Regions from separate parts of the Homo sapiens genome. Here region 1 is linked to region 2. The links are chromatin loops, found by intact Hi-C in ENCODE. Cell type or tissue: PC-3. All regions are shown on one strand. Each heading gives the region's core, and the rest is flanking DNA. Links, peaks and the distances in the headings are about the cores only. Region 1 overlaps TTC6 (tetratricopeptide repeat domain 6). Region 2 overlaps TTC6 (tetratricopeptide repeat domain 6).

Evidence for each region. A loop is a pair of places that touch in the nucleus more often than their neighbours do. Peaks named below come from ENCODE experiments on the same cell type or tissue, not always from the same donor. Only the 100,000 strongest peaks of a DNase experiment are listed, where the experiment ranks them.
Region 1: it touches region 2 in a loop (3-fold over the local background); 2 of 110 quality-filtered maps call a loop at or near these places.

What each region holds. Positions count from the first base shown.
Region 1 is chr14:37,613,721-37,630,549 of GRCh38, forward strand. TTC6 (tetratricopeptide repeat domain 6) reads left to right here. Exons shown (of 33, transcript NM_001310135.5): 3 at 8,330-9,283. The coding sequence starts at 8,345. Among named protein-coding and RNA genes, the nearest start is that of TTC6, 27 kb to the left of the region's middle. In PC-3, for the core only: no CTCF peak of the experiment used is centred there; DNase peaks (open chromatin) are centred at 10,021 and 10,451; H3K4me3 peaks cover 704 bases; H3K27ac peaks cover 3,655 bases.
Region 2 is chr14:37,689,234-37,706,062 of GRCh38, forward strand. It overlaps TTC6 (tetratricopeptide repeat domain 6), which reads left to right. Exons shown (of 33, transcript NM_001310135.5): 6 at 7,484-7,602; 7 at 12,099-12,293. Among named protein-coding and RNA genes, the nearest start is that of TTC6, 100 kb to the left of the region's middle. In PC-3, for the core only: no CTCF peak of the experiment used is centred there; a DNase peak (open chromatin) is centred at 8,418; H3K4me3 peaks cover 298 bases; H3K27ac peaks cover 1,398 bases.

The sequences.
Region 1 (16,829 bases), core at 5,054-13,053, 75 kb before region 2:
ATTTCATCTAAATTGTTAGATGTTGTTGGTATAGTGTTGTTTATCACATTTTTAAAATTGTCCTTTAGTATCTTTAGGTTTTATAGTGAAATCCTCTTTCATTCCTGATATTGGTGATTTTCGTTCTCTTAAACAGGCTAGCCAGATGGGTTTTTAAATTTTGTTGAGATTTTAAAAGAACCAACCTTTGACTTAGTTAATTTTCTCAATTCTTTTTCTGTTTTCCATGTGATTGATTTATATCCTTATATTTATTATTTCCTTCCATTAGTTTGAGTATGCATTATTCTTCTTTTCCTAGATTCTTAATATGGAACTTTAGGTTATTGATTTTAGACCTTTCTTCTTTTTGATTTCATCATTTAGGGTATAAGTTTCCTTCTAAACACTGCTTCAGCTACACCCCACACATTCTGATATGTTGTGTTTTCATTATTATTCAGTCTAAAATATTTTTTAAGATTTAATAATATCTTTTGTTTTTCATTTCCTTACCTATTGGCTTTTTAGTTGCACCTCTTTGTATTACTTTAAAAATGGTTTCTCCAGTAATTACAATATACCTTCTTAACATTTCAAAGTCTACTTAAAGTTGATATTGAACTAGTTCACATAAAATGCAGAAACTGTACAACCATATAGTTCCTTTACCCACACCTATCCCAGTCTTTTTGGTTCTGGTTGTCATATGTACTGCACCTACCTACATAAACATCCCACAACACAATATCATAATTTTCGTACATTATTTTTAAACTTAAGAGAAAAAAATAGCTTCATGCACTTACTCAGACATTTGACATTTCTCATCTTCATTCATTTTTAAAGATTTAAATTTCCTTCTGGTATCATTTCTCTTCTGCCTGAAGACCATTCTTTAGCATTTCTTGTAATTCCTATCCGCTGGTGAGTAATTCTCTTAGGTTTTTTTTTTTTAATCTGAATATGTCTTTATTTTGTTTACCTTTTAAAAAAGAATATGCATGCTAGGTATAGAATACTTGGTTGACAGTTTAAATTAATCAATTAATTAATTTATTTATTGAGACAGAGTCTTGCTGTGTTGCCCAGGCTGGAGTGCAGTGTCACAATCTTGGCTCATTGCAGCCTCTGCCTCCTGGATTCAAGAAGTTCTCTTGCTTCAGCCTCCCACGTAACTGGGATTACAGCTGCCCAGCACCATGCCCAGCTAACTTTAGTATTTTTAGTACAGATGGAGTTTCACCATGTTGGCTGGGCTGGTCTCAAACTCCTGACCTCAAGATATCTGCCTGCCTGGGCCTCCCAAAGTGCTGGGATTACAGGCATGAGCCACTGCACCTGCTCTGGGTTGACATTTAAAAAAAATCTTTTAGCATGTTACAAATCCTGTTTCCCTGTCTTCTGTTCTTAGGGGTGTCTGATGAGAAGTCCATGGTCTTTGAATTATTGTTTCCCTGTCAATAATGTGTTGTTTCTCTCTGTCTGCTTTTGAATTTTGTCTTTGTCTTTGTTTTTCATCACCTTACATATGATTTTCTTTACATTTATTCTGATTGAGATTCACTGAGCTTCTTGAATTTATAAATTTGTCTTTCTTCAAATTTAGGAAGTTCTCAAACATAATTATTTTTTATTTTTTGAGACAGATTCTCTCTTTGTCACTCAGGCTGCTGGAGTGCAGTGGAGCAATCATTCTCCTTTTTCCTTGGGATACTAATTATCTGAATGTTAGCGCTTTTTGGTATTATCCTTACAGGGATATCAGGCTTTCTTTTTTGTCTTTTCTTATAATGGATAATTTCTGTGCATTTATCTTTAAACTCAGTTACTCTTTTCTCTGACATCTCCATTTTCCTAATCAAATTTTTTTGAAAATATATTTTCAGGTATAAAATTTCTATTTTTATTTTTTTAATTTCTTTGCCAAGATTTTCTTTTTATTAATCTCTAGCATATTTTCCTTTACTTCATTGAGCATAGTTATAACAGTTGCTTTAATGTCCTTTTCTAATAATCTGAACATCTGAGTCATTTCTGGACTGGGATCTGTTCAATTTTCTTTTTCTTTTTATTAATCTCTAGCATATTTTCCTTTACTTGATTGAGCATGGTTATAAGAGTTGCTTTAATGTCCTTTTCTAATAATCTCAACACCTGAGTCATTTCTGGACTGGAATCTGTTTATTATGTTTACCTCTGAGAATGATTCAATTTTCCCAAGGCTTTTCATGCCAAGTATTTTTGGACTATATCCTGGACATTGTGAATGTTTTGTCATGTAGAGTCTAGGTTCTGTCATATCCTTTCTGAAGAATGTTGTTATTTTCCATTTAGCAGGCATTTCACCAGTCAGTTAAACTCACTGTAAGTCTTGTCTTACTCTGTGGTTGGTGGTTCAGTTCAGCTCTTTAAGCCTTTACTGTGCTACTTTGAGTTTGTCCTGCATATACGTGAATCAAAGGTCAGTCGGAGACGTGTGGGGTTTAGATAGAATTTGGGGATTATCTTCTCTGGGTCTCTTCCTTCTGGAATTTCTCTCTCACTTCTCAGTGATGTTTGTTGTCTGGGCTCCTTTCCCTGATTCTTCTGGCTAGAATGATGAAGGGCTTCCTATCAATGTTTTTGACACTTGCACTATGCCATTTCTGCAGTTATGGACTGTGTTTGAAGAAAAACCACAATAAACCTGGAAACTTCTCTCCAGGCCAGTTTACACAAATGTTGACTTTCCTCTACAATCTTCCTGCTTTTGTTTACTCTGAAGAATTCTTAGGTCAATAAAAAAAATTTCTCCAGACTTTATATGTTGCTGTGAGGAATTGATCTGTAAAGATGCATCTGTGAATTAGCCAGGCATGGTGGCGGGTCTCTGTAGTCCCAGCTACTCAGGAGGCTGAGGCAGGAGAGTGGCGTGAACCCGGGAGACGGAGCTTGCGGTGAGCGAAGATCGCGCCACTGCACTCCAGCCTGGGCGACAGAGTGATACTCTGCCTCAACACTGCACTCCAGCCTGGGCGGAAGAGTGATACTCCATCTCAAAAAAAAAAAAAAAAAAGATGCATCTATGGCTCTCCAACAAATTGCTTTTGAAACTGACAGCAGGCAATATTTTAACATGTCAAAAGTACAATGACCATTAAACATACACACGCATCATTTTATTTTTATTTATTCTTAAAAAAAATTATTTTTATTTAAGACAGAGTCTTTGTCACCCAGGCTGGAGTGCAGTGGCACAATGATGGCTCACTGCAGCCTTGACCTCCTGGGCTCAAGCAATCCTTCTACCTCAGCCTCCTGTCTAGCTGGAACCAGAGGCATGTACCAACATGCCCGGTTAATTTTTTACTTTTTGTAGAGACAGGGTCTCCTTATGTTGCCTTCGTTGGTCTTGAACTCCTGGGCTCAAGCGATTCTCCCTTCTTGGCCTCCCAAAGCGCTGGGATTGCAAGATGAGCCACTGCACCTGGCCACATTTTATTTTTAAATTTTGGCTTTTTAAGCAATTAAAGGGAGTCCAAGAAGTGAAGATAGAAAGTGGGGAGAAGAAAAACGCAGGGGAGTATTTTGTTGTTTCATTAGCTGTTATGTATTTATATATGTATGTATTTTTGAATGTAAGTATATTCACAAGGGATATAGGCATATTCTAAGTGACTGTTATAAAGGGCTGAGCTTTTATAGTTATTGAAATTTCTGTGAGCTTTTGAATAGCTCAGAGAGAAACCTCTTCTGAGCCTGAAAAATAGCTTTTTCTCTATTTTCTATATCCTTTTAAATGAGCACATGTAAGTGGTTTTTACTATTATTGATATTAACAGGATTAAAGGCAGCTAAACAAGTATAGAAAGTGCAGAAAAATAGAAAAAAAATCACTGTTTTCCCATTCTCTTAGCAAAATTATTAATATGTTTATATATTTCTTTTGAGGCTTTTTTTTGGTAAATGACAATGAGGACACAAACAGATCTCATTTCTCCCACTGATATTTCAGAAGCAAATATTGTTTTCAGAATATTTTTGTTTTCCTTGCAAGGCTGAAGATTTTACTAAATGAGATAGATTGTCCTTGGGTTAAGAAGTTTCTTTTGGAACTTTAGTACTGTGCATTGGAAATTGACATTGGCCTGAAGTTTAGGAGGTATGTCAGTTGAGATGATATTTGATTATGGACCTAGGAAAACCCAAATCTTGTTCTTAAAAGGTTATCCTTCTCAGTGTGGTCCCCTGACTACATATAGGAAGAGGTCAAGGTCTGGTAATTCATATTACTTTCTGGGCCCATTCCTAATGTAATACTCTGATGAGCTAGGCCTAACATATGCAGACTGCTTTCCCTTTTTGAGGTGGGTTTGTGTAGCTTGGAACCAAGTCATGTGGTAATCTGCTCCATTTATTTTGACTTTAGTTACAGTCTAGAGCAAAGTTTTGGATTTTCCGTTCCAACAGGAGAAATAGACACAACTGCAAGAACCAGAGAGTAACCTGCAATGGTCTAGAGAATTCAAGTGTGCAGCCCTGCCTGAGTCTTTAGCCATTTTTGGCTGGAGAACTTTCTTCTGATGGCTGACCTGGTCTTGTGAGAGAGAAGAAAAGGCTGGCTCTTGACCCTTCTGACTGCTTCACTGCTCAGGCCTTGAACCTTCTGGCAGAAGAGAAAGGAAAAGGCATAGACAGATTTTAAGAGCATTCTGTCCCGTTTTAAAGTGTAGGGTAAACATAATCAACCTGGTTTGTGAGCTGCCTATTTGACACATCATGTAGATGAATACTTTTTCCTTTAGAGACAACTACATTATTTTTCCCTTGGTATTGCCAAACTAGAACTAGTCTCTCTTAGTAAATTGCTCCTATGAAAAAGAGAACATGCTATTTTCTCATGAGAATGAATGTTTAAAAGTCATTTTATGTATTTTGTGTTGTAGGAGTGGGTGGGGGAATAAAGGCACTTAGCTTTGATGGACTGGCCCATGAAGCACTGGTATACCACTCATCTTGAACGCACAATAGAAGTTCCTGTTGAATTTAGAAGTTCTATTTCCTGTTGGTTTAATTTTAGATAGAAAGAGCAACTTTCCTGTTAAGAACTCATGGGAATGTACTGAGAAGTGTTAAACAATGAACACTTGTTAAACTTCAATAGCAAACCAAAGGCCTGGGAGAAGTGGGAAAGCAGGAACTAAGAAATAAAAGGGAAGTGCAAGTGGGAGAGTCAAGTCAGATTCTCATCAGGTACTAATGTACTTCTGGTCTGTGCTCTGTTCCAGTTACTACCTTTCAACCTTTTGCAGGAAGAAATGCAGATAGTGTTGATATGAACATATTGCCACCTGTGCAAACAATAAGAGCCAAAATACTATGCGGGGCGGGGGGATTATACAGCATTTTTTAAAGTAGGGAAACTTGCTTAAGGGCTTTAGAAATAATTTCTAATGTTCATATCCTATGGCCTGGAAAACTGGCAACAGATTATTTTCACTTTTTAATATGAACCCTTGGTATGGATAGAATTGAATTGTCCAAGGTCTAGTCAGTCATGGAGCTAGGTAAAGAAAGAAAGCCTATTGATTCCCAGATATGATGAGCTCTTCGTGTAGCAGGGTCTTCAGTTAAACGCAATACGACTATATTTGGGGGATAAACAGGAGATTTTCTTCATACTATCAAACATCATGATAAATGAATAATTACAATTATAAAGATAATTATTTCATGAATTGATATGAGTCCAACTAAGAAATGTAGATAAGTGATAAAAATGCAAAGTAAAATAAAAATATATTTTCCACATTTAAGTTTTAAGTCCATATGGATTTATTTGGGTACATGTCATGAAATACACCAAAAAATTGCACCAAATAGTTGTCCAGTTGTCTCAGCACAATTTATTGAAAAATTCTTTTATCATCAATTTAATGCTGCCTTTATAATATAACTAATATTATATTTAATCCTTTTTCTCACTTTCTCAGTGTAGCTATTGATTTTAGCAGCAGTTTTTCAGTTCTAATTCTTTTATCTGTAAACCTTTTATTTATCTGGTTGCTCTTCATTGAGGGACAAGTGCTCCCTTGTCATTTATGTTTTCCATTTTTTTTTTTGGCTAATCCAGCCTGTTTATTATTTCAAATGAATTCAGAATTACCTTTCAAAGTTCAAAATATCATTTTCAGAGTTTTGCACTGGCATGAAACCAAACCAGTATTTTGGGAAGACCTGATATAATTAAAATATTTGGTCTTTCCATCAAGGAACATTAACTTCCTATTTAGTTGAATCTTTCTTCAATGTCCTTCAGTAAAATTTTAAAAATTTAATCACCTAGTTTCAGTACATTTTTTTGTTAGGTTTATGCCTAGATACTTACTTTAAAAAATATTACAAATGAAATTTTACCATTATAGTAAAAAAATTGTTTTAAATAAGGACAGGGGCTCTGTTGCCCAGGCTAGAGTCCATTATGTTTTTGATAGGACCATTTTGGTACAAAGAAATTATTGGGGGATATATACATATATATATATTTTAAATTCAAATCTCTTGCAGAATCCTATTAGAGTTCTAGTGTCTGTGTTTTCAGTAGATAATCATATCTGGAAATAATGATGACATTCCAGAGGTGTTTCTGCCTTACTGTTTTATTTATTTTCAAAGAAACTTGACCTTAGGTATTCTCTAAAGACTTCTAGTTCATTGTATTTTGTTTTACTTTCATTGTTTTACCCTGATTTCTTGAAATGCTCCTCTTGGTGTGTTCTGTGGAACACTGTCCTCTTCGTTTTTCTAACTCTCTGATTACTCTTGCCCCTCCCGCCTCACACAGGTAAGTGTGCCACAGAACCTGCCATCGGTTCCCTATTTATATTTACTGCTAGCCTGGCTTTGTGTAATGATCTTTCAAGATCTCAAAATCTACTTATGATCATAGCTAGCTGGCCCTGCTGAATAACAGAATTTTTTAAAATTGTAGTTAAAATCCACATAACAAAATTTGTCCTCTTTACCATTTTAAAGTGTACAGTTCAGTGAATAACAGAAGTTTTATTATGACTAAGACTTCATTAGGCTGACTCAAAGTCCCTATTTTTTGAAGGAGCTTTCATTGCTCCCATTCATTCCTAATCATTGGCCAGGTCCTGTCAGTTTTACCTTGCTTTGTCTCTGTTTTTACTGTGCTTCATTATCAAGGTCAGACTCAGGCTCCAGCTACCAGATTCTTACTTGTCCTGCCAGCCTTTATTCTTTCTTCTAGTCAATATATCAAGTTACTTTTCTGCTAAAAATTTTGAGTGGTTTCCAGTAGCTCACAGAAAAAGTACAGAGAGTGGCACTGAAGGCCTCATAATCTAGCTGCAGCCTGCTCTGAGGCTTCCCCCATTCCCTTCCTACACACTGCTGTGGCTCAGGTGACACTTGGAGGGAGTGAGCTGGGTAAGGAAGGGGACACCTGGGACCAGCTGGAGAGAGAAGGGGAAACAGCTGTCTAGCCACAAGAACTGGGATTTGGCCCTTGCACTGACAGACCCTTCATTTTTCTTTTTTTTCAGAGAAACTGCAAATCTGAATTGGTTTATGAAAATCTTCCAATTTAAAATAGCTGGCTATGAATTAAGATTGTGGAAGTAAGCCAGACATGGTTGCTCATGCCTGTAATTCCAACACTTTGGAAGGCTGAGGTGGGAGGATGGCATGAGCCCAGGGAGTTAGAGACCAGCCTGGGCAACACAAGGAGACTGAGTCTTTACAAAAAATTAAAGTATTAGCTGGATGTGGTGTACCACATTTGGTCGCAGCTACTCAGGAGGCTTAGGTGGGAGGATCGCTTGAGCCCAGGAGGCCGAGGCTGCACTAAGCCATGATCATGCCACTGTACTCCAGTCACATGGGCAACAGAGCGAGATCTTGTCTCAAAAAAAGAAAAAATTGTTGAAATACTCTGAACTATATGGGCTGAATGATCCAGGCCTCAGGCCACAGTTTGTGACCTTTATTCTGTTGTAGCAGGGGTCCTGGGGATTTTCTAAGCTATGTTTAGTATGATGCTGCTTGCCTGGAAGTGGAACATTACTAATTAGAGTCTAAAGAAATGTTAAAAGAAATCCAATAGGGGTTTGGGAAGCCTCCACCGAAAAAAATGACTGTTTTAGAGGTTTTTCATGGTTCTTGTGAAAGGGCCAATAGGTGGATATAAAATTACATGATAATTTTACCCGCTTGTGCCTCAGGGAGCACGGTGAGGTTCTCTTATGAGAAGCTTTGCTGAGCTGAAATTTTATTCCAGTTTTGTTTTATATTTATGTATATACGCACACAACATATGTGATTGTTTTGGGGGCTTACTTTACAGGTCAAATTTGTCAAGATGTCCACAATCCCGAGACACTTTGGCCTGAAATACAAAGAGGAATCGTATATGTTTAAAGAGCTTGAGAAAGTTCGGCAGGAAACTAAAAAGGATTTTCTCCGATTCAAGCAGAAGTTGGCCTCCAAGCCGGCTGTAGATGAAAGCCCAGTCCACAGCCTCCATGCCCCCGGCCCGGCCCGCCCCGCGCGCGTTTCCTGCGCCGCAGCCCGGACGTCGAGAAGATACCCTTCGCTTAAAGGCCCTGCGATGTCCGCGGCCGCCCTCCTGCAGGAGGTGCTCGGAGGCGCGCCGCGTCCCTCGGGCCTGGGTGAGGCGGCGGCTCCAGGCAAGACCCGGTCGTTTCGCCCCCGGGACTTTTACTTGCGGAGCTCCGCGTTCCTACGGCACCAGGCCCTGAAAAAGCCCCCAGTCATCGCCTCGGGGTTCGGCACGGCCAGACCCGTGGTCCTGCTGCCTCCGCCCGAGCCACCCGTGAAGCGCAGAGCGCGCGGGGTCTTGGAGAGCTCGCGGCACGCGGCTCCCAGGCGGGTCTTCCACTTGGGAAGGGAGCGCGAACAGAGCCAGGAGGTAGCTCCTCTCGCAGGGCCCTGCATGGCCAAAGAGAGGAAGGCCAGCTCCGTCTCCGCAGAGGACGGCTACATGGAGGCCAGCAGCGGGCGGAGGAAAGTGAGGATCCGCAGCAACTTCGTGAGCGAGAGCGGGGCCCGCGAGGCGCGGGAAGCGGCGGGGTTAGGAGCCCAGGGAGAACAGGAGAGCTGGCCGCCCAGCGACGCGCGGGAGGCCGCCTGGCAGGCGCTGCTGCCCTCCCGCGTGATCCCCACGTCCATCGAAGAGATCATCGCCTCTCTGCAGTCCGAGGCCCAGCTGGCCTCCGACCAGACCATCAAAGAGCTCATACGGAGCGTCCTTGGCCAGAACTACGACATTACAATGGAAGTAGGTGAACCAAAACAAGAGTAACATTTTTCCCAAATGCAATTTGGGTTACATTACATATGTAAGAGTAGTTTATTATGGATAATATTTCAGTGCATAAGGTGTCATGTATTATAACACAAAAACACTGGGGTGTTATTCAACTTCTTTGCATTTTGTTTGAATTTTCCATTTGAATTTTTGAATTTTCTGTCTTATCCTCTTTTCAAAGTGAAGGAAACTGAGCCATGATCCCAGAAACTGGTTCAGAGAACATTAGCTGAAGACTTCAGTAATAACGTCACTAGGAGCCTTCCCCTTCAAAGGTTTCGTGATTATTTAGTGTTAAAGGAACAGGCATTTTATGTGAAAAACTCTTTTTTCTGTTACAGTTTAGTATTATTAGTAGTAAATTACAGCAAAAGTGCATTTATATTCTAAGAAGATCAGCATGTTACTATTTATAAGAATTCTATATTTTCAGTGAAAGTCATTCTCTTGAAACATTTTTAAAAACTTTATTTTCTATGTCTTCCCAATCATAGAGATTTGTAAGTGCTTCTTGTGTGCCAAACTCTATGGGACACACTTTACATGCATTTTTGTCCCCATGACAACCCTATCAGGTCAATAGATACTAATAAAAGTCCTGTCTGACGTGGAGGCCTTCTAGCTTTAGTGAAGTTAAAAAAGATTGGCACAGTGTTCTGGAGCTAATGCATGGCAGAGCTGGGATTCCACCCCAGGCAGTCTCATCCAAGACACTGAGCTGGAACCATGCCCAGGACAGCCCATTGATTCACTATGACTTGTCCCTGGCAGGAAGCTAAGCTAGATGGGGTCATATTTAAGTTTAAGATATTTTGTCCATTATACAGACTTTGCTGTGGCAGGGACATTGACAGCAAAAGCAGTAACAAGGGAACTTGAGCCCCAAACCCAAAGAAAGAAAGAAAGAAAGAAAAAATATGAGACACGGTCTTTTTTGAGAATGACAGAAGCAAGAAGATTCTATTACTGTTCTTGGCTGCAGCTACAAATATCTTATTAGTACACAGAATACTGCTACTGCATTATGTCTTTAAAATTGTTTCAGCCCCAGAATACACTCTTGGCTGTGATTTAAGGAATGTGACCATAAAGGGAAGCAAAAACAGGTATGAACAAGAGTCTCTGGTGTTGCCTTTGGCCTAATGTTTGTGGGCAGAGTATGACAAATGTTCTGAGTTGAGACTCACACCTCCCCATTGTTACTGAACAAGATTAGGGTGACTGCTCAGGCCATTTCAAAATGGGTATTTCTAGTTAGATTTTCTATGAATCTAATAAGAAAACAAATCAGGGATGCCCAATGAAGAGCCTTAGCAAAGAGAAGAAAGGCCTCGGTGCCCCTACTTCTGACATAGGCTCCATGCTCTACGACATAGTTAAGGTACTTGACATGAAGAGAGGATGGTATTAGAAACTGGTCCAGAGGTCCCGTACAGTTGAGGAAAGTTATACCTCAGAGCAGGGTCCCATAAGAAAGATTGTATTTTGACAGGCTCAAATGGACTTAGGGATATATGAAGAGAGACTATTAAATGAATAATGAACATTGCAGTGTATTCAGCTCTTTTACCAGAAGTGTTAATTCCTCTTGTGTATTCTTTTTTTTTTGACGGAGTTTTGCTCTGTCGCTCAGGCTGGAGTGCAGTAGTGTGGTCTCCGCTCACTGCCACCTTCACCTCCTGGGTTCACGCCATTCTCCTGCCTCAGCCTCCCAAGTAGCTGGGACTACAGCCGCCCACCACTATGCCCGGCTAATTTTTTGTATTTTTAGTAGAGACAGGGTTTCACCATGTTAGCCAGGATGGTCTCGATCTCCTGACCTCGTGATCCGCCCGCCTCGGCCTCCCAAAGTGCTAGGATTACAGGCTTGAGCCACTGCGCCCGGCCCCACTTGTGTATTCTTTTTATGGCATTTCTCCTACATATTGTTTTATGTCGGAGAGTGGCATGGATCATGGAGCATTAGAATCAAGTGTATCTTGGACAGCATCAGGTGTCTCAGTCCCATCTCTGCCTCTCATTATCTTGATTTTTTGAGTGCAGCCTGGATTTCGTTCTTGGCTTTTAAAATTTTGACACCCCCACCCCACAACAATTCCAGAAGATAGAGCTTGCATTTCTTAAAGTAAAAGTGGCTTCAGAAGTTTTATTAGGGTGAAAAATGTACAATGGGGAATTTGTTGAAATGGCACTGGGTGGTAGGTGAGAGATAGCAATAAGAATGCAAGTATAGGCCGGGCGCGGTGGCTCACGCTTGTAATCCCAGCACTTTGGGAGGCTGAGGCGGGTGGATCACCTGAGGTCAGGAGTTCGAGACCAGCCTGGCCAACATGGTGAAACCCCATCTCTACTAAAAATACAAAAATTAGCCGGGCGTGGTGGCAGGCGCCTGTAATCACAGCTACTTGGGAGGCTGAGGCAGGAAAATCTCTTGAACCCGGGAGGCGGAGGTTGCAGTGAGCCTAGATCGCACCATTGGACTCCAGCCTGGGGGACAAGAGCGAGACTTCGTCTAAAAAAAAAAAAAAAAGAATGTAAGTATGCAAGTATAAAAGTCGTGTCCAAATTATGATTTTAAAAATTCTTAAGAAGATTCGAATAAGGACTTTTGTTTTAAACGTTTGGGGCTTATGTAAATGATGTTCTTTCCAGGAAAAACAAGGAACATGATTCTTCCCTTTAGAAATCATAACTTGCAGCCACATAGCAATCCCTAGAGGGAAGCTGAGAGGTAAGATGATCTCAGCAGGCTGGACTGTCTTTGTTGAGAGCTTGGGAAAGGACATTCCACATGCAGCACTTGGAGGTCCATAGTTACCTGGGCCTGGAGTTGCAAAGAATACGGAGGGTTAAACTTAGCTGTCAAATGTCAGACATCTAAACCAGGATTTCTCAACATTGGCACTATTGACATTTTGGGCCACTTAATTTTTCATTGAAGGTGGCTGTCCTGTGAATTGTAGGATGTTTCAAGGCATCCGTGGCTTCTATACACTAGATACTAGTAGCACCTCCCAAGTCATAACAATAAAAAATGTCTCTAGATGTTGCCAGATGAGCCCTTGAGGCGGGGGCAAAATTATGCCACCCTCTTTTATCCAATTGAGAACCACTGACCTAAACAGTATGCATATACCATGGCAGGAGAAGTAGAAATGTTATGAATGTTTGTTTGTTTTGCTAAGACATTCAATAGTATCAGTCACAAAAATACATTCTAATTACATGTGGCTGGGGTTCACAGACCACTTTCCAGATGTTAATTGGAGGATGAAGTATCCAGGTGGTCCTTGCTTCTGTCATGCGTAGTTGTTTTTGATCATATAACTCAAAAGGAAAACGGCTTAATATGACCTAGATAAGAGAAAATTCATAGTCCAAGGTCTCCCATAAGCAAATAACATACAGTCTACAAAAATGTTATGTTATAAAACTTAAGCTTATGTTTGCCTCGGGGAAGATGAAATAGATATCCTTTTTCTCTATTCTTCCTGCTAAGTAAAACTAACTATAAACCCTGAACATTATATATAAAACAAATACCAGAAGACCCCAAAACGTGAATAGCAGAAGACAGCTCATCTAGGGACTTTGGGACACAAGGAATGAACTGGTGGTGAATTCTCTGACTTTTCTTTTTGCCTAATTTCTCCCAGACTTGTAGCTAAAGAAGCTGGTAACATACATAGGAATGCCAATGGTTACAGCTAGAAAAATCTGCAACAAAAGCCTGCTCTTTAGCCAAAGGATCAGGAAAGGGGCAGCCTAGCAAGACAAAAAATTTTTAGACGATAACTATGTTACTCCAGCTAAATACTGCGGAAAAACCTATGGCGCCACTCCCACCCCACCACTCAAGGCTGAATGGGGAGCCTGTATTTCTAATATAATTTCGGTATTTGTTCACACTCAAATCTCATGTTGAATTTTAATCCTCAGTGCTGCAGGTGGGGCCTGGTGGGAGGTGTTTGGGTCATGGTGGGATCCCTCATGGCTTGGTGCTCTCTTTGCAACTGTGGGAGAGTTCTTGCAAGATCTGGCCATTTAAAAATGTGTGGCCCCTTCCCCCCACTCTCTCTTGCTCCTACTTTCATCATGTGAAGTGCCTGCTCCCACTTTGCCTTCCACTATGATTTTTAGCTTCCTGAGGCCTCCCCAGAAGGCGATGCCAGATCTGTGCATCCCGTACAGCCTGTAGAACCATGAGCCTATTAAACCTCTTTCCTTTATAAATTACCCAGTCTCTGGTATTTCTTTTTTTTTTAAATTGTATTAAATCTTTTATTTTTATTATTATACTTTAAGTTCTGGGATACATGTGCAGGTTTGTTACATAGATATAGAAGTGTCATGGTGGTTTGCTGCGCCCATCAACCCATCATCTACGTTAGGTATTTCTTCTAATGCTATCCCTCCCCTAGCCCCCCACCCCCTGACAGGCCCCGCTGTGTGATGTTCCCTTCCCTGTGTCCATGTGTTCTCATTGTTCAACTCCCACTTATAAGTGAGAACATGTGGTGTTTGCTTTTCTGTTCATGTGTTAGTTTGCTGAGAATGATGGTTTCCAGCTTCATCCATGTCCCTGCAAAGGACATGAACTCATCCTTTTTTATGGCTGCATAGTATTCAATGGTGTATATGTGCCACATTTTCTTTATCCAGTCTATCACTGACGGGCATTAGGGTTGGTTCCAAGTCTTTGCTATTGTGAATAGTGCTGCAATAAACATATGTGTGCATGTGTCTTTATAGTAGAAGGATTTGGGGTATATACCCAGTAATGGGATCGCTGGGTCAAATGGTATTTCTGGTTCTAGATCCTTGAGGAATTGCCACACTGTCTTCCACGGTGGTTGAACTAATTTACACACCCACCAACAGTGTAAAAGCGTTCCTATTTCTCCACATCCTCTCCAGCATCTCTTGATTCCTGACTTGTTTTTGTTTTTGTTTTGAGATGGAGTTTCGCTCTTGTTGCCCAGGCTGGAGTGCAATGGCATGATCTCAGCTCACTGCAACCTCCACCTCCCAGGTTTAAGCAATTCTCTTGCCTCAGCCTCCTGAGTAGCTGGAATTGCAGGCATGTCCCACCACGCCTGGCTAACTTTGTATTTTTATAGAGACAGGATTTTACCATGTTGGTCATGCTAGTCTCGAACTCCTGACTGAACTCAGGTGATCCGCCCACCTTGGTCTCCCAAAGTGCTGGGATGAAAGGCATGAGCCACTGTGCCTGGCCTGTTTCCTGACTTTTTAATGATTGCCATTCTAACTGGCATGAGATGGTATCTCATTGTGGTTTTGATTTGTATTTCTCTAATGACCAGTGATGATGAGCTTTTTTCATATGTTTGTTGACCACATAAATGTCTTCTTTTGAGAAGTGTCTGTTCATATCCTTCACCCCCTTTTTGATGGGGTTGTTTTTTTTCCTGTAAATTTATTTAAGTTCCTTGTAGATTCTGGATATTAGCCCTTTGTGAGATGGATAGATTGCAAAAATTTTCTCCCATTCTATAGGTTGCCTGTTCTTTCTGATGATAGTTTGTTTTGCTGTGCAGAAGCTTTTTAGTTTAATTAGATCCCAGCTGTCAATTTTGGCTTTTGTTGCCATTGCTTTTGCTGTTTCAATCATGAAGTCTTTGCCCATGCGTATGTCCTGAATGGTATTGCCTAGATTTTCTTCTAGGGTTTTTATAGTTTTATGTTTTATGTTTAAGTCTTTAATTCATCTTGAGTTAATTTTTGTATAAGGTGCAAGGAAGGGGTCCAGTTTCAGTTTTCTGCATATGGCTAGCCAGTTTTCCCAACACCATTTATTAAATAGTGAATCCTTTTCCCACTGCTTGTTTTTGTCAGGTTTGTCAAAGGTCAGATGGTTGTAGATGTGTGGTGTTATTTCTGAGGCCTCTGTTCTGTTCCATTGGTCTATATATCTTTTTGGTACCAGTACCATGCTGTTTTGGTTATGGTAGCTGTGTAGTATAGTTTGAAGTCAGGTAGCATGATGCCTCCAGCTTTATTCTTTTTGCTTAGGATTGTCTTGGCTATACGGGCTCTTTTTTGGTTCCATATGAAATTTAAAGTAGTTTTTTCTAGTTCTTTGAAGAAAGTCAGTGGTAGCTTGATGGGGATAGCATTGAATCTATAAATTACTTTGGGCAGTATGGCCATTTTCACGATATTGATTCTTCCTATCCATGAGCATGGAATATTTTTCCATTTGTTTGTGTCCTCTCTTATTTACTTGAGCAGTGGTTTGTAGTTCTCCTTGAAGAGGTCCTTTACATCCCTTCTAAGTTGTATTCCTAGTTATTTTTTTTTCTTTGCAGCATTTGTGAATGGGAGTTCATTCATGATTTGGCTCTCTGTTTGTCTATTATTGGTGTATAGGAATGCTTGTGATTTTTGCATATTGATTTTGTATCCTGAGACTTTGCTGAAATTGCTTATCAACTTAAGGAGATTTTGGGCTGAGAGGATGGGGTTTTCTAAATATACAATCATGTCATTTGCAGACAGAGACAATTTGACTTCTTCACTTCCTATTTGAACACACTTTATTTCTTTCTCTTGCCTGATTGCTCTGGCCAGAACTTCCAATACTATGTTGAATAGGAGGGGTGAGAGAGGGCATCCTTGTGTTTTGCTGGTTTTCAAAGGGAATGCTTCCAGCTTTTGCCCATTCCGTATGATATTGGCTTTGGGCTTGTCATAAATAGCTCTTATTATTTTGAGATACGTCCCATCAATACCTAGTTTATAGAGCATTTTTAGCATGAAGGACTGTTGAATTTTATTGAAGGCCTTTTCTGCATGTATTGAGATAATCATGTGGTTTTTGTTGTTGGTTCTGTTTATGTGATGAATTATGTTTATTGATTTGAGTATGTTGAACCAGCCTTGCATCCCAGGGATGAAGCCGACTCGATCATAGTGGATAAGCTCTTTGATGTGCTGCTGGACTCAGTTTGTTAATCTTTTCAATAAACTAGTTCCTGGATTCATTGATTTTTTTGGAAGGGTTTTTCGTGTCTCTGCCTCCTTTGGTTCTGATCTCATTTTAGTTATTTCTTGTCTTCTGCTAGCTTTTAAATTTATTTGTCCTTGCTTCTCTAGTTCTTTTAACCGTCATGTTAGGGTATAGATTTTAGATCTTTCCTGCTTTCTCCTGTGGACATTTAGTGCTATAAATTTCCCTGTAAACACTGCTTTAGCTGTATCCCAGAGATCCTAGTATGTTGTGTCTTTGTTCTCATTAGTTTCGAAGAACTTATTTATTTCTGCCTTCATTTCATTATTTACCCAGTAGTCATTCAGGAGCAGGTTATTGAGTTTCCATGTAATTGTGCAGTTTTGAGTGAGTTTCTTAATCCTGAGTTCTAATTTGATTGCAGTGTTGTTTGAGAGACTCTTTGTTATTATTTCCATTCTTTTGCATATGCTGAGGAGTGTTTTACTTCCAATTATGTGGTCAATTTTAGAATAAGTGCGATGTGATGCTGGGAAGAATGTA
Region 2 (16,829 bases), core at 4,188-12,187:
TTAGCTTAAAGACAGGCTATTTGAAAATACACAGAGGAGACAAAAGAAAAAAGAATAAAACACAATGAAGCATACCTACAAAATCTATAAAATAATCTCAAAAGGGCAAATCTAAGTGTTATTGGCCTTAAAGAGGATGTAGAGAAAGACATAGAGGTAGAAAGTTTACTCAAAGGGATAATAGCAGAGAACTTCCCCAACCTGAAGAAAGATATCACTATCCAAGTACAAGAAGGCTATAGAACACCAAGAAAATTTAACCCAAAGACGGCTACTTCAAGACATTTAATAATTAAATTCCCAAAGGTCAAGGATAAAGAAAGGATTTCAAAAACAGCAAGAGAAAAGAAACAACATACAATAGAGCTCCAATATGTCCAGCAGCAGACTTTTCAGTGGAAACCTTACAGGCCACAAGAGAGTAGCATGACATACTTAAAGTGCTGAATAAAAACAACTTTAAACCTAGAATAATGTATCTGGTGAAATTATCCTTCAGACATGAAGGAGAAATAAAGACTTTCCCAGACAAACAAAAGCTGAGGCATTTTATCAACACCAGACCTGTCTTACAAGAAATACTAAAAGGAGTACTTCAACCAGAGAGAAAAGCATGATAATGAGGAATAAATAATAATATGAAGGTACAAATCTCACTGGTAATAGTAAGTACACAGAAAAACAGAATATTATACCACCATAAATGTGGTGTGTAAACTTAAATAGAGAGACTAAATGATTAACCAACAAAAAATAATAACTATAACAAGTTTTCAAGATATAAACAGTACCATAGATATAAATAGAAACAAGAAGATAAAAAGCAGAAGAATAAAGTTAAAGTGTAGAGAATTTATTAGTTTTTTTTCTTTTCTGCTTGCTTGTTTGTGTGTTTATGCAAACAGTGTTAGGTTGTTCTCAGTTTAAAATAATGGACTATAAGACAGTATTTGGAAGCCTCATGATAACCTCAAAACAAAAATCATTCAACAGATACACAAAAAATAAAAAGCAAGAAACTAGATCATATCACCAAAGAAAGCCACCTTTACTAAAAGGAAGACAGGAAAGGAAGAAGGAAGAGAAGACCACAAAATAACCAGAAAACAAATAACAAAATGGCAAGAGAAAGTCCTTACTCATCAGTCATAACATTGAATGTGAATGGACTAAACTCTCCAATCAATAGACACAGAGTGGCTGGAATGGATTAAAAAAATAAGACTGATTGATCTGTTGCCTACAAGTAATGCACTTCATCTATAAAGACACACATAGACTGAAAATACAGGGATGGAAAAAGATATTCCATGCCAATGGAAACCAGAAAAGAGCAGGAATCTCTATACTTATATCAGACAAAATAGATTTCAGGAAAAAAACTATAAGAAGAGAAAAAGAAGGTCACTAAACAATCATAAACAGGTCAATTCAGCAAGAGGATGTAACAGTTTTCATTATATATGCACCCAACACTGGAGTGCCCAGATTTATGAAGCAAATATTAGGGAGTCAAAGAGGGAGACTCCAATACAATAGCTGAAAACTTCAACATCCCACCTACAGCATTGGACAGGTCTTATAGACAGAAATTCAACAAAGAAACATCAGACTTAATCTGCACTATAGAGCAATGGATCTAATGGATGTTTATAGAACATTTCATCCAATGGTTGCAGAATACACATTCTTTTCCTTAGCATGTGGATCATTCTCCAGGATAGACCATATGTTAGGTCACAAAACAAGTCTTAAAACATTAAAAAAACCCCACCAATATTAAACATTTTCTCTGACCACAATAGAGTAAAACCGGTCAGGTGTGGTGGCTCACATCTGCCATCCTAGCACTTTGGGAGGCCAAGGTGGGTGGATCACTTGAGGTCAGGATTTCAAGACCAGCCTTGCCAACATGCTGAAACCCCACCTGCACTAAAAATACAAAAATTAGCCAGGTGTGCTGATGCATGCCTGTAATTCCAGCTACTCGGGAGGCTGAGGCATGAGAATTGTTTGAAACCGGCAGTTGGAGGTTGCGGTGAGCCGAGATTGTGCCACTGCACTACAGCCTGTGTGACAGAGCAATACTCTGTCAAACAAACAAACAAACAACAAACAAAAAAACACAATAGAATAAAACTAGAAATCAGTAACAAGAATAATTCTGGAAACTATACACATTGAAATTAAACAATGTGCTTCTGAATGACCAGCAAGTCAATGAAGAAATTAAGAAGGAAATTGAAAAATTTTTTTGAAACAAATGATAATGGAAACATAACATACCAAAACCTGTGGATGCAACAAAAGTAGTACTAAGAGGGAAGTTCATAGCTGTAAGTGCTTACATCAAAAAAGAGGAAAAACTTCAAATGAACAATCTAATGATGGATCTTAAAGAACTAGAAAAGAAAGAGCAAACCAAACCAAAAATTAGTGGAAGCAAAGAATAAAGGTCAGAGCAGAAATAAACTGAACTGAAATGAAGAAAACAATACAAAAGGTCAATGAGATAAGAAAGTTGGTTTTTTGAAAAGCTAAACAAAATTAATAAACCTTTAGCCAGACTAAGAAAAGAAGACAGAAGATCCAAACAAATAAACTCAGAGATGAAAAAGAAGACATAACTACAGAAATTCAGAGGATCATTAGTAGCTACTATGAGCAACTATATGCCAATAAATTGGAAAATTTAGAAGAAATGGACAGATCCCTAGACACATACAATCTACCAAGATTGAACCGGAAGAAATACAAAACCTGAACAGACCCATAACAGGTAACAAGATCAAATCCATAATAAAAAGTCTCCCAGTAAAGAAAAGCCTGGGACCCAATGGCTTCACTGCTGAATTGAAAGCACTAACACCAATTCTACTCAAGCTATTCTGAAAAATAAACTAGAAGGGAATGCTTCCAAACTCATTCTATGAGGCAGGTATTATCCTGATATCAAAAGCAGACAAAGACACACCAAAAAAAAAAAAAAAAAAAAAAAAGAAAAAAAGAAAAAGAAAACTACAGGCCAATATCCCTGATGAATATTGTTGGAAAAATTCTCAACAAAGTATTAGCAAACTGAATTCAACAATGCATTAAAAAGATCATTCATGACAAAGTGGGATAAATCCCACTTTGGGATGCAAGGATGGTTCAACATATGCAAATCAATTAATGTGACACATCCTAGCAACAGAATAAAAGACAAAAACCTTATGATCATTTCAATTGATGCTTAAAAACCATTTGATAAAATTCAACATCCCGTCATGAACAACAAAAAATGTCAAAAACTGGGTATAGAAGGAACATAGCTCAACATAATAAAAACCACATACGGTTTTTACCGGTGTGGTGGCTCACACCTGTAATCTCAGCACTTTGGGAGGCTGAGGCAGGTGGATCACCTGAGGCCAGGAGTTTGAGACAAGCCTGGCCAACACAGAGAAACCCCATCTCCACTAAAAATACAAAAATTAGCCAGATATGGTGGTGCCTTTCTGTAAGCCCAGCTACTTGGGAGGCTGAGGCTGGAGAATTGCTTGAACCTGGGAGGCAGAGGTTGCAGTGAGCTGAGATCACACCACTGCACTCCAGCCTCAGCAACAGAGCAAGACTCCATCTCAAAAATAAATAAATAAATAAATAAATAAATAAATAAATAAATAAATCCCAAAACCACATATGACAGACTCACAGCTAGTATCATACTGAATGGGGAAAACTGAAAGCCTTTCCTCTAAGATCTGAAGCACCTGAAAGATGCCCACTCTCACCACTGTTATTCAACATCATACTGGAAGTTCTAGCTACAGCCATCAGACAACAGGAAGAAATAAAAGGCATCCAAATTGGAAAGGAAGAAGTCAAATTATTCTTGTTTGCAGATGGTATGATCTTATATCTGGAAAAACCAAAAGACTCCACAAAAAACTATGAGAACTGATAAACAAATTTAGTAAAGTTGCAGGACAAAAAGTTGACATGCAAAAATCAGTAGCATTTCTATGCCAACAGTGAACAAACTGAAAAAGAAGTAAAAAGTAGTCCCATTTACAAAATACCTAGGAATTAACCAAAGAAGTGAAGGATCTCTATAATAAAAACTATAAAACACTGATGAAAGCAATTGAAGAGGACCAAAAAATGGAAAGATATTCCATGTTCATGGATTGGAAGAACCAATATTGTTAAAATGTGTATACTATCCAAAGCATTCTACAGATTCAATGCAATCTGTATCAAAATACCAATGACATTCTTCACAGAAATAGAAAAAACAATCCTAAAATTTATATGGAACCAAAAAAGGCCCAGAATAACCAAAACTATCCTAAGCAAACAAAAACAAAAACCATACAAAACAAAACAAACAAACAACGACAACAAAAAACAAACCCCAAACAAATAAAAACAAAAACAAAAAATCTGGAGGAAAATCACATTACCTGACTTCAAATTATACTGCAAAGCTATAGAAACCAAAACAGCATGGTACTGGCATAAAAACAGACACATATACCAATGGAACAGAATACAGTACACACCTACAGTAAACTCATTTTCAACAAAGGTGTCAAGAACATATGCTGGGGAAAAGGGAGCCTCTTCAATAAGTGATGCTGGGAAAATGATATCCATATGCAGAAGAATGAATCTAGACCCCTATGTCTCACCATAGACAAAATCAAATCAAAATTGATTAAATAATTAAATCTAAGACCTCAAACTATAAAACTACCACAAAAACAAACAAACAAACAAACAAACAAACAAACAAACACTGGGGAAACTCTCCAGTACATTGGTTTCAGCAAATATTTCTTGAGCCATACCCCATAAGCACAGGCAACCAAAGCAAAAATGAACAAATGGGTTCATGTCAAGTTAAAAAGCTTTTGCACACCAAAGGATACAATCAGTAAAGTGAAGAGACAACCCACAGAATGGGAAAAATATTAGCAAACTACCCATCTTGCAAGGAATTAATAACCAGGATATATGAGGAGCTCAAACAACTCTGTAGGAAAAAATCTAACAATTTATTTAAAAATATGCAAAAGATTTGAATATACATTTCTCAAAAGAAGACATACAAATGGCAAACAGACATATGAAAAGTGCTCAAAACTACAATGAGATATTATCCCAGCCCAGTTAAAATGGCTTATATCCAAAAGACAGGCAATAACAAATGCTGGCAGGGATGTGGAGAAAAGGGAAGCCTCATACATTGTTGATGGGAATGTAAATTAGTACAACCACTATGGCGAACAGGTTGGAGGTTCCTCAAAAAACTAAAAATAGAACTACCATATGATACAGCAATCCCGCTGCTGGGTACATACCCCAAAGAAAGGAAATCAGTATGTCAAAGGGATATCTGCACTTCCATGTTTGTTGCAGCACTGGTCACACAACAGCCAAGATTTGAAAGCAACCTAAGTGTCCGTCAACAGAAGAATGGATAAAGAAAATGTGGTACATACACACGATGGAATACTATTCAGCCATGAAAAAGAATGAGGCTGGGCACAGTGGTTCATTCCTGTAATCCCAATACTTTGGGAGGCCTAGCCGTGTAGATTGCTTGAGCTCAGGAGTTTGAGACCAGACTGGAAAACATGGCAAAACTCCATCACTACAAAAATACAAAAATTAGCCAGGCTTGATGGTGCATGCCTGTAGCCCCAGTTACTTGGGATGCTGAGGTAAGAGGATCAGTGGAGCCCAAGAGGTTGAGGCTGCAGTGCATTGTGATCATTCCGCTGCACTCCAGCCTGGGCTACAGATTGAGGCCCTGTCTCAAAAAAAAAAAAAAAAAAAAAAAAGACAGATTCAGTCATTTGCAACAACATGGAAGGAACTGGAGATCATTATGTTAAGTGAAATAATCCAGGCACAGAAAGACAAACATCACAGATTCTCACTTATTTGTGGGATCTAAAAATCAAAACAATTGAACCCATGGAGATAGAGAGTATAAGGATGGTTACCAGAGGCTGGGAAGAGAGGCTTGATGGGTGTGAAGTGGGGGTGGTTAATGGGTACAAAAGATAGAATTAATGAATAAGGCAAAATACTTGATAGCACAACAGGGTGACTATAGTCAGTAATTATTTATTTATTTATTTATTTGAGATGGAATTTCACTCTTGTTGCCCAGGCTAGAATGCAATGGCACAATCTTGGCTCACCGCAACCTATGCCTCCCAGGTTTGAATGATTCTCCTGCCTCAGTCTCCTGAGTAGCTGGGATTACAGGCATGCACCACCACGCCTAGCTAATTTTGTAGTTTTAGTAGAGATGGGTTTCTCCATGTTGGTCAGACTGGTCTTGAACTCCCGACCTCAGGTGATCTGCCCGCCTTGGCCTCCCAAAGTGCTGGGATTATAGGTGTGAGCCACTGCACCCGGCCAGTCAGTAATAATTTAACTGTATATTTAAAAATAACTGAAAGAGTATAATTGGATTGTTTGTAACACAAAGGAAAAATGCTCAAGGGAATGGATACTCCATTTTCCATGATGTAATTATTATGCATTACATGCCTGTATGAAAACACTTCATGTACCCCATGAATATATATACCTTCTATGTACCCACAAAAATTAAGAATTAAAAAAAGATTTGATTAGTCAGATCTCAGATGAAATTTAATTAGGATAGCCTTAGGATCCACAAAGTAAGTGCATAGATATGGGATGACGAGATTTAGTAGCAAATGTGAAAAACTTCAGTGTTTTTCCTGGAAATACCATACAGGAAATTCAGATTACCAAGATGGTTAGGTGGAATGCTCTGTATTCATTGAACTTTCTTTATTCTTCATTACTTCATCACCCAAGAAGTTGCAATAGCTCCTTCTTTACTACTGTATCAAACCTAAACCCTACCTAACATAAAAAAATTAACTTCCTTTTATCTGGCTACCTTCTACTTATTCAACCATAGCTTTTCCCAAGGAGGGCCTCCCTGATTTCTTCCTTAAATCTAATCTCAAAAAAATATAGAGAAACCCACAGAGAAAATATCTTTACATGAGTGATTACCATGAATTCTGCATAAGTTTATTCTGATAAACTGATCAAAACAAAAATATAAAGCACTAAAGTTTTTTTTAGCTTGTGGTTGTAACCAGCAGTCATGCCAAACTTTAAGGAAATAAGGGCAAGTTTTATTACAAATACCAATAAAGAAGAGTGCACTTATGGAGGGAAAATATATTTATTCTTCAATAATTTTAAGGTAATAAAAATGTTGTAAATAAACATGATACTAATATTTTTATTGTTATATAGGTATATATGTAAAATTTAGGAATGGATTTAGAGGAAACTATCAATTTACTTTTAGCATTCTGTTATAACATATACATAGAAATCTGGAGTTTAAATATTAGGTGACTCGCTAAATATGAGAGAAAGATCTAACTCTCATGTTACATCTTCTCTTAACAGCACACTTTATATTTTCTTAAAGGCAAAATCACCAGAATTCTTGCAAATCGAAGGAAAAGAAATTAAGCGAATGCGGAAACGTAAATCACTGAGACCAAGAAAGTCTTCAAAACCTCTTTGTGATAAAAAACTACATAAAAAGTAATTTTCTTAAATTTATAATTTTTCTATTGGGAGAGGAGTTATTCAGTAGCATAGAGACATGAAAATACATTTTTAAAAAAGAAAACTAAATGTTTTAGAAATTCATATATGAGACCTAAGTTAAACCTTCTCACAGGAAAAGTTGGTGGCAGATTTTACAGTTAGTGCTATACTTTATGCTTTTTTCTTTTTCTGTTTTTGACAAATGTACTTACTTTCATGATGTAACAATAGCTGGAAAAAATAACTGTTTGTGAGACTGAAGAAAATTAAATGTTAGCATGTTAGATTTGATATTTTTGGTCATTGTAATGCCTGATTTGGATCAATTGCTTATTATATTGGTTAATTTTTTTATGATAAAATAAAAAACAAGCCAACACAAAATGTGCATAAGCCATCTGCTTGGTAATTTAGATGGCATTATTTTTCTCTACCATTAATATCATGCTTCATCCTCACATCCATAATTTTAATGGAGTTTCTCGTTACACAGGAATACAACCACAATTTTAAATAATAGTGTGGAAATGCAATTTAGATTATGATTTACATTTTGCTAGTCACCTTGTTGAAACTCTGATTTTCTCCTTATTTCACCACTAAGTTTTTATGGGTTAGTTTCTTCTAGATTCTTCTTCATTTAACTCTTAATGGGGGTTTGAAGAAGCTTTAATTATTAGCTTTTGTTGTTGCTTAGGGAACTAACTGAAAGGTATGCTGGACATGGAAGACAGCCTTTTTATGGCCAGCTCAAACTTTGTAAATGGATATTACTCACAATTTAGTAGCTGAGAATAGACTCATGGGAAAAGAATTCCAAAGTTTATGAAACAGTCAAATTGGCATTTAAGTGACCCTGTACATACCATTGCTTATCTGCATTGCTTTAAGCTCATTTAGTTAGCAAGATTATGTATTAAAACAAATAGTCACAGCAGACAACAAGTATTTTACCTTCAATAAATAGTTACTGTCAGATTATCAATGAAGCAGAAACTTCTTGATTTTTTTTTCTAAAAAACCTTGCATTTAGTGCATTAAGCAGAGTAGTATGGCCACACACAGAGTCAGAGTCTTTTCTTTTTTATGTCTTAGTGTTTCAAAGAATGACAAATAGTCCTGTTTAAGAAGAGTGTGCTATAAAAACACACAGCCTTTCCTGAGCATGCCAAAAATATTTGTAGATCTTGTTGATATATATATATTACTGCTTTAATTCATTAAAACAAAAATTAGAAATTTTCATTAGTGAGAAATAGAATGAGATGCAGAGGAATAAAAGTCTGATTTTTTAAAAATTATATAATAAAAGAGAATCTTAGGAAAATGTTTCTGAAAGTCTTTTATTTACTGTTCCTTTTTCTTTAATCAATTTTCAACCTAAATTTTCTCACTAGCCCTCAAATTAAATTGTATTCTTGGGAATTCAAACATCTATTGCAGCATATTGTTATTTAGGTAAATAACCAAGGGAAATTTATTTGCTTAATGTTAGTAGACTATAATGGGTGCATGGGAATTCAGATTGGTTGTGATGCTTTTTAAAGAAAATATAAAAATCAGTAATGTAATCTCAAACACATTCCACTAGCCAGGACCTGTCTCAGGTAGAATGATGGTGTAGGTGAGCTTGACATCAGAGCACACCTTTTTTTTCCCCTCTATTTTAAAAGCCCTTTGTTAGGAGCCCAGAGTACCTGGGAGTCCTGGCTTTCTGGACACCCCCTTTCACTCCTCCAGTTAGGCCTGTTTGTCTCAGGCATTTCTAAATGTTTAGACTTACCTCTCTTTTCCTCTTTCACATGAACACATTTCATATCCTATTTTTGTTAGGCCCTATGCTCTTTTGGAAATGCCATAGACCACTCTCTATTAATGATTCAATAGTGTCCATATGGGGCCTGGCAATGGGTCAGGTGCTGTGTAGTACAAAATAATAGTAACAACCTTAAAAATAAACCATTTCTTGAGATATTTCTGCAGGCTGGGAATTACACATCTTCTATTTTTATCAGTTCTTATAAAGGCAAGGGTTAGGGATTTTTATCCTCATTTATCAGAAGACTTTTAAAGAAGTCAGTAATACAGTTGGCAAGTGTTAGAACCAAGATCCTGATCCAGGCCCAGCCAACTCCAAAGTCTATATTCTTTACACCATGCTAATCTCTGAATCAGTGCCAGCCATATTGAGTGGTCAGTGGACAGACCAGCATTAACCCTCTAGATAAAGGTTAAAATGGGTGACACAAGAGTAGAGCAACTTACAAAAAGAGACAGTTTGTAAAAAAGAAAAAAAGATAAACTTGGCAGAGAAGTCTGTCCTTGAGGTCTTGTTTGAAGAATATTTAGACATGGACAAAAGAGTAGACAGCACTGTATCCATAACTGAAGGGACTGACAGATGTAGCCCTATGATTTGTCCTGGAAACTGATGAGAATAGCTAACTTCTGCCATGTGAGAGACACTGTTCTAAATGCATTCACTCTTCTTTCTTAAAGCAACTGTATCCAGGACAAAGTATAAAGAAATTAATTGACTTGCTTATGACCAAGTGAGAATTGTAAACAGTGTTTGAACCCAGGCAGTCTGACTCCAGAGTCTGTACTCTTAATCACTATGCTAGAAGTAAGTCCAAAGTCTAGGAGCCTTGAAACATAGAGAAAGGAAGTTAGCCAAATGCAGTAAGCAACAACCAATCAATTTGCTGGGTAAGGGAGCACTTAAAGGAGATCAATCTGGTAGAATTTTGCAGAGGGGAATAGACAGAGGCTGCCGTGCTCAACCCAACTGGTGAACGACTGCCTGCGCAGGCTGAGGTGATGAAGGGTATGCTGGCAGTGAGGATGGAGAAGGAACACACCTGAGCAACCCTGTGCGGGGGAGAAACTCAGTTTTGCATTGGATGTGCAGGTGAAAGAGAGAGGGGTCAAAGATGTTTTCTATCTTCAAAAGGAGGAATCTAGTTGAGGTAGTGATATTAGAGGTAAGATTTGGGAGCTCTCAGCACAGAGGTAATAGCTGAAACACTAAAGATGATTTTTCCAATGTACAAAGAGAAGTTCAAACCTCAGAAGCCACACCCAGTTTGGAAACTGGAGAAGGAAAACCAATGGCTAAGTCATATTATGATGAATTTGAGAGGTAGATGGAAATCTGGGATATTGCAGCTTTAAAGGCCCATGAAGGAAGAGCAATTTCAACAAGTTATTCATATTCTCAGCTGTGTTTTGGGGGTCAGAAGAGAACATGACCTAAAGATCTAAAGCTGATTGGATTGGATTTGATTTGATGAAAAGAAGGTCATTTGGTTGTATAAGCTTTAGTAGGAAGGTAGGGATGGAGTACTTCTGGAGAAGGGCCACTTCCACCCAGAAGTCACTAATAGGCAAGAAATGTGGCCAATAGCCAGTAATGTTGTGTTTGGATGCCAGGGCTTACCCACTAATTTTGTGACCTACCCAAAATAAGGATAATTATACCTCCAATACAGCTTCGTTGTGGGAATTAGAGAAAATGTGTGTAGAGGACCTAGCACAGAATCTGGCATATAGTAGGTGCTCAATAATTATTTGTTGATTGGATTACAGGTGGCACTGGGGATTAAGAAAGGAGATTTTTGGCTAGGCGCAGTGGCTCACGCCTGTAATCCCAGCACTTTGGGAGGCCAAGGCAGGCAGATTACTTGAGGTCAGGAGTCTGAGACCAGCCTTGCCAACATTGGGAAACCCCATCTCTACTAAAACCACAAACATTAGCTGGGCGTGGTGGTACGGGCCTGTAGTCCCAGCTACTCAGGAGGCTGAGGCAGGAGAATCACTTGAACCTGGGAGGCGGCGGTTGCAGTGAGCCAAGATTGTGCTACTGCATCCCAGCCTGAGACTGGGTGACAGAGTGAGACTCCATCTCACAAAAAAAAAAAAAAAAAAAAAAAAGCAGATTTTCATGTCATCCTCTCTACTTAGGAAAGACAGAAGAGAGATACAAGTCCAAGCAGAGTGGGAAAGGAGATGCCACACTGACTCAGAGAAACCCAGAGTTCTATCAATGCTAGTTAATGGATAATGCCCTACCTATATTGTTCCACTTCTTTAGGGACATTAGCATTTGACCAGAGTAGCAAAGGAGTAATACATGATGGCTGGATATGGTGTCCACAGACTGAGTTTCAGAATTCAGGAGAGAAGAGGTTGGGGTGGGATGATAAAGAGTTTGTTTTTAGACTTGTTGATCCTGAGATGCCTGTAGACTGTTGTCTGTAGAGGTGTAGGTTGAGCTATTCAGCAGGCAGTTGGATACAAGTTTAAAGCTCTGGACAATGGCCTGAGATTGTGATATTAAATTTGTTATATACCATTATTATAGTTTTAAATCAGATCTCCTCCATTTATGTATGTCTTTAGAACCTGAACTAAATTGTCAGTATAAATGTACTTTATATCTAAAGTCCACAAAATGATGAAAGGAGCTCACTTTCTTTTCTCTGTTGCAGAATTCCACAAGACTACTCCATGCCGCACCTTCATGATCTGTGCACCACCATCCCAGCCCAGGAGCTGCCTGTTGACTTGCGCCTGGCTTCTCGAGTGTATCACACTGCTAACAGGAAAGGCCACGATACCCTGCTTGGAAAATTTGGAACCTCTTTCTTAGATGATCGCTTTACAGATGAAGAACAAACAGATAGGTAAGAGTTCCACTGGTAATTTGATTTTAAGCTAAATGTAAACTGTCATATAAATCCTGCCTTTTGAGTTCTAGATTTTAAAGACTTGATTCTGTTCTTGGACACTAAAGAGGAGGGAGCAGTTTTTGTTTTTTTCTGCTGCTTCCTCAGGTATACAGTCTAGGTCTGTGTCTCCATTTCCTGACAATATTAACATGAACCCATTCCCAATTGTAAGGTAACTTTAGTATTCCCAGAGTGTTACATACATGATCTCATTTGTTTGTCATCACAGCTCTGGAGTACAGATGTGGAAATTGAGAGTAATAAAATTTAAGCAATTAGCTACACATAGACAATTTAAAAAATCACAGATTTGACACTTGGACCCAGTCTTTTGAACTAGATTTCACCATCATTGGGTATACTTGGGTCCAGGGATCACATACAAAAGTCATTGCTCTTGGAGTTTGTTCTCCTTCTCCTTGGGTCTCACCTTCCTTTGGAATCTGCATATTCTTTTGTGGAGAGTATATAATTTATAGCATCCTCAAAAGAAAGGAGAAAAGGGAAGGAACCTAATGTTTATGCAGCAGTAACTATATTCCGAGCAACTGTGCTGTGTGCTTTGCATATGTTTCCTATTTAAATCTTCAACTGTAAGGGAGAAGTTGTAATTTCCATTTTATTCATGAAGAAATTTAGGGTTCGTGATACCAGGTTACTTGCTGAAGTTCTTATCTCTTGATAGTGATAGAATCCAGGTTTGTCTAACTCAGTTTTTCTCAGCCTTTTCATTATCACCCACTTAAAGAGAATTTTAAGGCTTTTTTTCTTCTAATCGCCCCTCCTGATTAAATTTTAATATGCCAGATATACTGTATATCTGTTTATATACTATATGAATGTATGTGCTTTATAAATAAAAAGAGCAAACTTTAATCACACTGTGCTCCCCCGACCCAAAGCACCAATTTTTACCTCCTGGGAGGGATATCACCTGCCCATTGAGAATGCTTGCTCTACAGTCTCTCGCCTTTCAGAAGCCATGGTAAAAATACTGAAAAATGTACTGCATGTTTTAAGACAATTACAAATGTTAAATATTAAGTTAAATGGAAACTTTTTTAGTATTATAATTTAACTATCCTAGGTATATGAGAATACTATTCTAAAAGATCACTTTTAATGACACTATCACAAGATTATTAGTACCCATACTTTTCATGGTATATTTTGAATGCATTTTCTCAAACTTGACTTCTAGTAAAAATTGCAATGCTAGTGCATCCTTTCATGAATTAAAAATTACCTGGTTTCCCAGTGATTAGCAATCACAATTGGTTTCTATTTGAATCCCTAAAAGAAGGTCATTTTTATGTTTGTTTTCTATGTAGGCAAAAAAAAATTTTTAGGATTTGTCAGTCATAATTTTATACATCTGAAGTCTTTTAGTTTTGCTTTATCAAATTAAATTTTTGAAAAAAATTGTATATGAAGAATTTTTGAAATTTCAGAACTGCTCCAGTGTCTCCAATAGAAAATAGCAGTTCAGCATGACATTCTTTGGAATATATGTTAAAGCCTAAAGCTAGGAGTAGAAAATAAATACATAAACATAATCTAGTAGGCATGAAACTCTGCTATTTTGAGTCATTCCCATTAGCACTACACAAGCCAAGCATCATTTGGAGGACTTACAGCTATAATTATTCACGCAAAGTGTTAGAAATGCTAGTTTCTTTTGAATTCTGAAAATATTTTTCTTCAAGTAGACCTCACTTTCTTTTTCCAAGAGTCAATAAATGTTCTATTTGATGAGGATAATTCTTGGCAATTTGTTCCTAAGTACCAAATAAGAAGTTAATTTAAGTACTGAATATTTAATTCTCCAGCATCTATCTCTTGAGGATTACCTTGCTAAACATAGCTTAACCTTTTCAAAATATATCTGTCTGCTGAGCCTACAAGTTCGGAGAAATGTATAATTTTTTTCTGCACTACCAAGCGTTCTCAAGAAAGGTAACTGTAAACAAAATGAATACCTTTTCATTTGATGGCTTTTTGCATTTTTTTGTGCAATGATCAGTTAACTTCAAAGGTAGTAATAGTTGTGGTTGTGTAGTTTTAATGTTTCCCAATTTTGTTAATCATTATTTATGGCAAACACCAAGAATATTTTAATGGAATTGGAAGGGTATATACTTAAGTTTATTTGAACAGCGGTGTAGTGTTCAAACTTACGCTTATTTTGCTAAACAGTAATTATGATGAGAACTATACAAATATCTTGTATTGGCCTTATTTTTGCTTTAAAAATGATTTGTATATTATAGAGAGAAGTTTGTAGACATTTAGTTCAAATTTTTGGTATGAAATTTTATATTTCAGGCTTTAAAGTAGGCAAAATGATTAAAGGTATTTAAAGACTTAGATTAATGTTAACAACTTGGTGAATAGCCTTTCGGACATCTCTTGTATATGTATGTGTTTAAACCACCCATGACATTCTATAGCCTGAGTTTCTTCATTCAAGATTGTTTGTGAACATTTAAATTATTTCATGATATTTACTACTTTATACAAAAATTTTTTAATAGAGACAGGGTCTTGCTCTGTTTCCTAGGCTGGTGCGCAATGGCATAATAATAGCTTACTGTAACCTTGAACTCCTGGGCTCCTCCCACTTCAGCCTCCTGAGTAGCACTAGGCTAATTATTATATTTTTTTGTAGACATAGAGTCTCACTATGTTGACCAGGCTGGTCTCGAACTCCTAGCCTTAAGTGATCCTCCTGCACCAGCCTCCTAAAATAATAGGATTACAGATGTGATCCACTGTGCCTGGCCAGATAGTTACTATTATAACCAAGCTATGGTGACACTATTTATGCCAATTTATGACACTGTTCTTTTCCTTACACCCTTGTCAAACTATGATTGTTACTCTTTTTGAATTTTTTCTAATCTTTTATTATTTTTATCCATTTCTTGTAAGGTTGCACATATTTTTAGATGTCTCTTGGTTATGTGCTTTTTTCCTTTTGAGAATTACCAGATCTGGAGTTGTCATTTATCTCTTTTGTATTGTTTTGTAAATGATCTTTTTATATTAAAATTTTAGTTATTTGCCGTATATATTATAGATATATTTTCAATTTGTTGTCTGCTTTTCAGTTTTGTTTATGGTGTTTTATGCTATCAGAAATTTTTTAATGTAGCAATTTTTTTTGTGTGTTCTAGTCTTGATGCTAATCTTAGAAAGGGTGTTTATACGTTTACATTTTAATGTATTCTCTCATATTTTCTTCTAGTAACTTTGTGGTTTCCTTTGGAAAAAATTAAATATTTAATCCATTTGTAATTTATTTTGATAAGAAGAACATATTTTAAAATATAATTTATTCAATGAATCTTCTTTTCCTTACTGATTTGAAATGCTAACTTTCAAATACCTTAAATTCCAACATGTTATTGAGTCTATTTATGGATTTCTGTTCCATTTCACTGATTTGTCTATCTAAAACTGCTTGTGTATTTCCTTGATTCACAATCAATACAGAGTTGGTGGCAAAAATGCTGTCCTACAAACATTGGCTGACCTTCTCAAATCAGGCACCCCTTATAGACAGCTCCTGCGCAGTGAGCAATGCCAGGCTATGAATCCCAGACTTAACCCTCTAGTTGGCTTCAAATTAAAAAGGAAATTCCTAGTCAATTTTTGGAAAATATGTGGACAGATCATTAGCTTTATACATTAGAACAGCAGCAACAATGGAAAAACCAAAGGTTAAGTGTCAAAATTCAATGTTTAATTTCATTTTTGATTATTTTTTTACAAAAAACAATAAAAATATTTTAACAAATATGCAAAAACATGCAAGAAAATGCGAAAATGAAAAACAATTACTCAAAATCTTGCCATTTATAGATAACACTGTTAACATTCTTAAATATGGGATTCCAGACTTTTCCTTTTGCAAATAAATCATATAGAACAAAACTAGAATAATACTATATGTATAATGTTTTGTAACCTAACTTTTAAAAACTTATGTGTAAACATCTTTCCATGTCAATAAATATTGATCCGAGTAATCAAATGATATGCTTAACTCTGTGGTAGGCATAGAGGTAGGCACTAGAGAGGCATCTGCAAACAGGAGAGACATAATCACTGCCCTCAGGGAACCTGGAGACCAGTGAAAAGAAGGGTGAATTAATTACTGTGAATGCGACAATTAATATAGAGTTGTGCAGAGTGCTATGTGGAAACATGTAAGAGGAGTCCCTGATTATTTGGGGAGGTTTGAGGATTGATACCTAAATTGAAACCTGAAAGATGGATAGAAGATAGGAAGGAGGAGGGGAAAGAATGTTTTAGATCTTTGGTACTCAAAGTATAGTCCGCAGACTAGCGGCATCACCATCACCTGGGAACTTGTTAGAAATGCAGGAAATTTGTATACAGTTTGAAGTTTGAGTTCATGCTGTGGGCAATTGGAATCCATCTGATAACTGGAAGTAAGTCCAGTATTAGAGAACAGGAAGAGCAGTG